Linked DNA regions of Homo sapiens: region 2 is linked to region 1. A link is a contact called in ENCODE Hi-C data. All regions are on one chromosome and are shown on one strand. Each heading gives the region's core, a stretch centred on a gene start or an enhancer-like site at or near the end of the contact. The rest is flanking DNA. Distances are from core to core; before and after follow the strand shown.

Evidence for each region. Hi-C counts contacts between places; a loop is a spot of excess contacts on that map. Pooled maps may share reads with other maps.
Region 2: a map of ascending aorta shows a loop between it and region 1 (2.7-fold over the local background). The contact joins two enhancer-like sites. A Hi-C loop is called at or near these places in 1 of 168 maps with a recorded cell type or tissue (ascending aorta), 1 of 37 single-sample maps with no recorded cell type and 2 of 50 pooled maps.

What each region holds. Positions count from the first base shown.
Region 1 is chr6:168,883,420-168,886,119 of GRCh38, reverse strand. No RefSeq gene overlaps it. Among named protein-coding and RNA genes, the nearest start is that of LINC01615, 280 kb to the left of the region's middle. Within about 2 kb of position 1,344, at least 3 of the 41 ENCODE cell types and tissues checked have a DNase peak (open chromatin) inside an H3K27ac peak, as active enhancers do.
Region 2 is chr6:168,525,058-168,527,990 of GRCh38, reverse strand. It overlaps SMOC2 (SPARC related modular calcium binding 2), which reads right to left. Exons shown (of 13, transcript NM_001166412.2): 3 at 1,539-1,645; 4 at 264-363. Among named protein-coding and RNA genes, the nearest start is that of SMOC2, 85 kb to the right of the region's middle. Within about 2 kb of position 1,535, at least 14 of the 41 ENCODE cell types and tissues checked have a DNase peak (open chromatin) inside an H3K27ac peak, as active enhancers do.

The DNA.
Region 1 (2,700 bases), core at 95-2,594:
GCGGTGTCTGTGCGGCCCGGATCAGTGGCCTCTTTGTTTGGGGTGAGGTGGGTGGGGGACTGGTGTTGTCACCTGAAAACGGAGACATGGATCACACCCCTGTCCCCAGAAGGCCCCACCGTTCACCATTGATGACTCACAAACACAACTGTGGGGCTCTGAATCCAGAAAGAATGCACACTCGCTGGGCGTGGGAATGGTGGTGCCTCTGGAATAAACATTTACCCTGGAGGTGTGTGTCTGCTTGCAACACAAACGTCTGTCCATGCTGCAGTCTCTGTGTTCCCATCGCCCCGCATGACGCTGCCTCTTCACAGGGTCAGGAACAGCGCCTGTCTAGAGGGTGCAGGGAGAAGGGAGCAGCAGTTGTTGGCTCCGAGAGCAATTTTTCATGTCCTTCCACACAAGCTCTCCCTCCTCACTTTCAGTCACCTGCAATGGTGGAATTTTTTTACCCTTATTTTAAAAATTAAAATGTACACACATGAAGATTCCAAAATAATTCGTTACTTCCTCAAACTGCAGCAAATGGGGAAAGTCAGAGCAAGACCCAGATCTTTGGAATTCAGATCCACTCTTCACACCGCCAGACGAGGCTGGGATGGCCTGGGATTCAGGAGAGGCGGTGAAGTTGGAGGGGGTCAGCAGCCCTCACGGCTACATCTGCAGGAGGACCACCAGGGGCCAGGCCCAGCGCTGGGTGAGCCTCCCTCCTCCTCTGCAGCAGGACCCCCATGGGGCCAGGCCCCGGGCTGGGTGAGCCTCCCTCCTCCCAGGCTCTGCAGGCCTCCTGGGCCTGGGCTCTCCGTGGCCCCTATCTGAAGCCCCGCTCTTCATACATTTGGCTTCCCAGCTTCTTCCCAGGTAATCCGACCATTGGCTTTACCCAAATCACTCAGGATTCAGGAGGAAAGAGCAGGTGAGGCAAAAAGGAGAAAGGGAAGCACAGAAAACTACGAAGAAATAATTAACAATCCTTCCATGCTAGAAAGAGGAAAATGCATTCATCCTTTCAGAATCCCGCGGGGCGGTTCCCGCCTGATGGAGCCAAGGTCCCCGCGGGTCTGGAACCCCTGGACAGGCCCGGCCTGATGAGCCATGCACGGTCCTGCAGGTCTGGACCCCCTGGACAGACCCGGCCTAATGAGCCATGCACAGTCCTGCAGGTCTGCGGTTCTCAAACCCCTGGACAGGCCCGGCCTGATGAGCCATGCACGGTCCAGCAGGTCTGGAACCCCGGGCAGGCCCCCAGGCAGCCCCGGCCCTTGGCGGCACCCGCGGAGCCGGCGCGCTGCGCAGCCTGAGCACCAGAGGGCGCTGGCGCGCTTTAAACGCGGACGGGAATTGGAAGCCCTGGTTCTGCCGCTCCCCGGTCCTTCCCGCGTCTCACGCGACGCCGGCCATGCAATTATTTGTGCACATAATTACGGCATAAAACGGACGCACGGTGAGCCCTTTAACGCACCCTGTCTAAATATCTGATAGTTTTCAGTTCCATGGACACATTCTGGTGGATTCAGGTTTTGACACTTCAATGATTTCGGAAGCCCTGTAAGAAAAGTAAAACCGAATTACAAACAGGAAGGACAGCAGGAAGCCCTCGCCTGCAGTGAGAAGAGAAACCTCAACAACACTACGCGTTCTGAAAACCTAGCAAATCTTCTCCAACAAGGCCCATCTGAACGTGATACAATGTTTCTACTGAATAACGGCCCCACATACACATTTCCCCCAATTTTTCTGCATATTATTCAACCACCTTTTCATGTGCCAATGGCTATCTCTATTTTAATATTGTTTTCCTTAGAGAGAACAGAAAGAAAACTCAGTTTCCAGAGTCGCAGGAAATAGAGTTGTATTGGGACTGCGCGGTGAGCCTAAACCCGTGGTCCGCCGCAGAACTTGCTTTTCCGACTGCCAGCCCCGCCCGGCACTGCCGACGCTGGGGTTCTGAAAAGTTCTACCTTGCACAAGTAATTGCCATTGTGTTTGTGCCACATGCCTTTTCCTGTGTGTGATGTGTTTATCGCTGCATGTACTGCATTCTCGACAGGAGATGCTTGACAGACGAGGACTTTTGTTTGGATAAGGTGGGGATGAACCTGCATATAATTTAGGGTGTACAGATTGGAAGAATTTCCTGCAGAGCAGCTTCGGGGTCGGCGCCTTTGAGCCTTGTGTCTGCCTGGCTGTCCATCCCCCTGGGCCCTGGAGGACCCTTCTGCGTCGGAACTGACCTCTGGCCCTGCTCCTTCTTGTCACAGGCCGGGTGAGACACACGGTGGTTGGGTGAATGTTCTGGAAGCCACTTCCACACTGGGAAGATCAGCAGTAATTCAACTATCCACAGACGTGATGGTGAACCATGAGTGGATCCCACCATGCCAGAGTGAAATTACTGCAGTTCATCTCTTTTCAAATTGGATCTCAAAGTCCTCATGATCCCTTCGATGCCACCAGACACCAGGGAATGGCGGCAGAGAGGACATGGGAGGGGATGGAGAGCTGTCCAGACTCCGTGAAGACAGACATGTGTCCAGCTTCCCTCCTGAGTCCCTGCAAGAGACGGCAGCTGAGGGAGCTCACATTCAAGCTTCATGGACTGCACTGTAAATCCGTCTCCTAACAAGTTTGAAATGATTTAGAATAAATGAACCTAGAGTCATAGAATCACTGTTATTTGAGATTGAAGGGAACTTT
Region 2 (2,933 bases), core at 286-2,785, 360 kb after region 1:
CAGATGCAGGGCTATCTTCCTTTAGTAAGCTGGCCTCCAGCCATATGCATACATTCACACAGCTTCACCCTTCCCCTCTTAAAAACAAGGGCTCCCTAAAATGTAGGCTTTGTCAGTGACGAGATCTATTCCCACTGTGGCTCACAATGCCGGCCAAACTGGATTTCCCTTTGAATTATCAGTAAACCCAGGGAAGATGATGAGAAGAAACGGCAAACCAATTCCCTTCAAGCCTTCCACTTGGAAAGGCACGTCAGACCTACCCGGGCACCGGGGCGTCTTGTGGGCCACGGCAGTGCCGCTGATGGGCCTCCCGTTGGGCGTGACGCACCAGCAGTATCCCGTGTAGCTGTGACACTGGACCTGCGAGAGAGCACAGGACGGGTAAGCCCTCCCGGGCCCGTGGCGCAGCGCCTCACGGCTGCGAGGCCCACTCTGCTTTCTGCGGCAGTGGCTCAGACAGGGTCCTGGGATACCCAGAGCTACTTCTGTGGCTGCATTTGAGTCCTCGGTAAAGAAAGTGTGCAGGTCTTGACCCCAGGGTTTTAGAGATAAAAGGGGCCCAAATCAGCACTTTACTGACTGCTAGTGTGGGCTGGACACCTTACCTGTGAAGCCACTAATCCTCACCGCCTTCCAGATGGAGCCCTAGCCCTCATCTTATGAGTGGGGAAACTGAGGCCCGGGAAGGTCAGGAGCTCCCCACTGTAGAGCCAGGAGAGCAACCTCGGCCTCTTTAGTGTTCACTCTGCAGCCTGCACCGCCCGCTCCCCCTGCAACCAGGGCCAGAACAGCCTGTCCTTCAGCTCCAGCTCCTCTCTCTCTCATTCTCTCCCTCGTTGTCTCTCAAAGGCCAAACGATGATGTAAACACACAGAACTCACATCATCACCCAATGGGCCCCAGGCATGTCAAAGTGCAGAACCCGTGCTGTTTTTTCTGCTCTTTCTGCCCCTGTGCCAGTTAGCATTGTATGTTAGTACTTTGTTTTTCCTTAATAAGGAGTTAACAGCATTGACACACTCAAAACGGAGAGCTGGCTGACTTTCTCAACAGTGCCTTTGGCTGACAACATGAATTTGACTTGGCTCAGCTCCATGTCTGTGGGCCCATCAGGTTGGAATGAATGATCCAGGAGCTCACGCTTGGCACAGACACGACTTTTAGTGTGTGCTCCCCATAATTAAAATCAAACTAAAATTAAATTCTAAGCTGCAAGCCAGGTTAGCACGGTCTAATTGGCCTCACTAAGGAAGCTTCCAGGCTAAATTCATAGTAATGAAAGTGTGAATGACAGCAGCAATGATATAAATGCCTGCACCAACTAAGAAATAAACACACACCTTCATTTATGTGTCTATTTATGCCAAGTAGGCTCATTACGAATTAACTTCTAAAATGCAGAAGGCTGATTTCCCCAGAGAACAAACCCGCTGCTTCTTCTGTTCGGCTCCCCCCACCTGCCTTCTCCCCACACCCGCTCCACATCTCCCTCCCTAATCGCACAGGTGCAGAACCTCCCAAGCAAGGCCGGTAACCTGACTGTAGGTGCCGTCGTCATTGCACTCAGGAATGAACACTTGCTGAAACTCCTTCCGGGCTTGCTCCTGGGTATACTTCCTTTCGGCCACACACCTGGACACGTCTGTAGGGAAGAACAGGGCAGAGGTGTGGTTATGCAATGGGAAGAAGATAGAACAGATATAGGAACATTGAAAGATGTGAAGGCATGAGTTAGGCAGGAGTGCTGAGGACCTGGAGGCTGGAAAGGGCTTCACAGGCAGCTCAGCTCTCAGAAAAGGGAGCCTCAGAAGAAGGGCAGGTGCCTGTCACATGCAGGCCTGGTCCTATCTGATGCGAGGCCCAGGGGCGGGAAGGGCAGGCCCATTCTCCACATTGAGTGAGGAAGAACACTGAGGCCCAGGAAGGCCTCCTAGCTTATCCCTGGGGAAACAGGTGGCCCCTGCTTCCTGAAAATGGGGAAACGCCAGCTGCCTGGTGGGACGGAGGCAGGCTGTCCTCAGATCCAAGGACGACCACCTGAACACACCAGGATCAAGTCCAGATGCAGAGGGTGGGCAGGGCTAGATGCCACCATTAAAAACAGACCAAAGGGAAGTGACTGAGGGGCGGGGGTCTCAGGACGCACGCGGTGGGACTTCCAACCACAGCTGCAGCCCAGGGCACCGTCCCACTGAGACCAGCCTGAGAGGAGAGCGTGGCTCGTCCCTTTTCTCTGTTTCCCGTCCTGCCTCTTCCACCTTCACATGGAAATCTGACTGTCAGGTGGATAAAAGGGTCAGGTCTTCTTAGAAAGCCTCATCCTCTGCCCCAGAGGCTCCACATCCCACCTTCCCAACAACACAGATTTCACAGAAGGCGCAACGTCACTGCTACTACTTAAGAAGACACCCCAAGGATGAGCAAAACTGGAAAAGTCTTTAGACTTCCAGGCATATCTAAGCTCACTGTGGAAAAAAACTAATTCAGAAATACAGAGACATGAAAAGCAGTAATGCAGGATCCGTGTGTGCCACAAGCAGGCCTTGTTTCTCCCTAACTTGCACAATCAGGGCCAGGTTAAGACACGTGAGGACCACAAAGTCGGTTGCTTACTGAAGCTCTTCTCAGCCTTCCAGCCCAGGGAGTGAAAGCTGTGAGCCCAGCATCAACCAGGCCCATCTTTCAGTGCCCCCAGGGGGAAAAGGCTTGTCCTAAGAACAGCCTCCCACCACAGGAGACGACGTCACGTTGGCTGCCATGGGCCGCCTCCCCGGAAGCAGAACACACATGCATGCTTTACTTCTTGGGACCATCACACCATATAGCTTATTTGAATTTTAAAACTTGAAAAAATGGCTTTCCTTTTTAAAAAACGTATTTCCAGATTTCAATCACAAGTGCCTGCATCTTGAGAGAGCACAAAGGCCGTC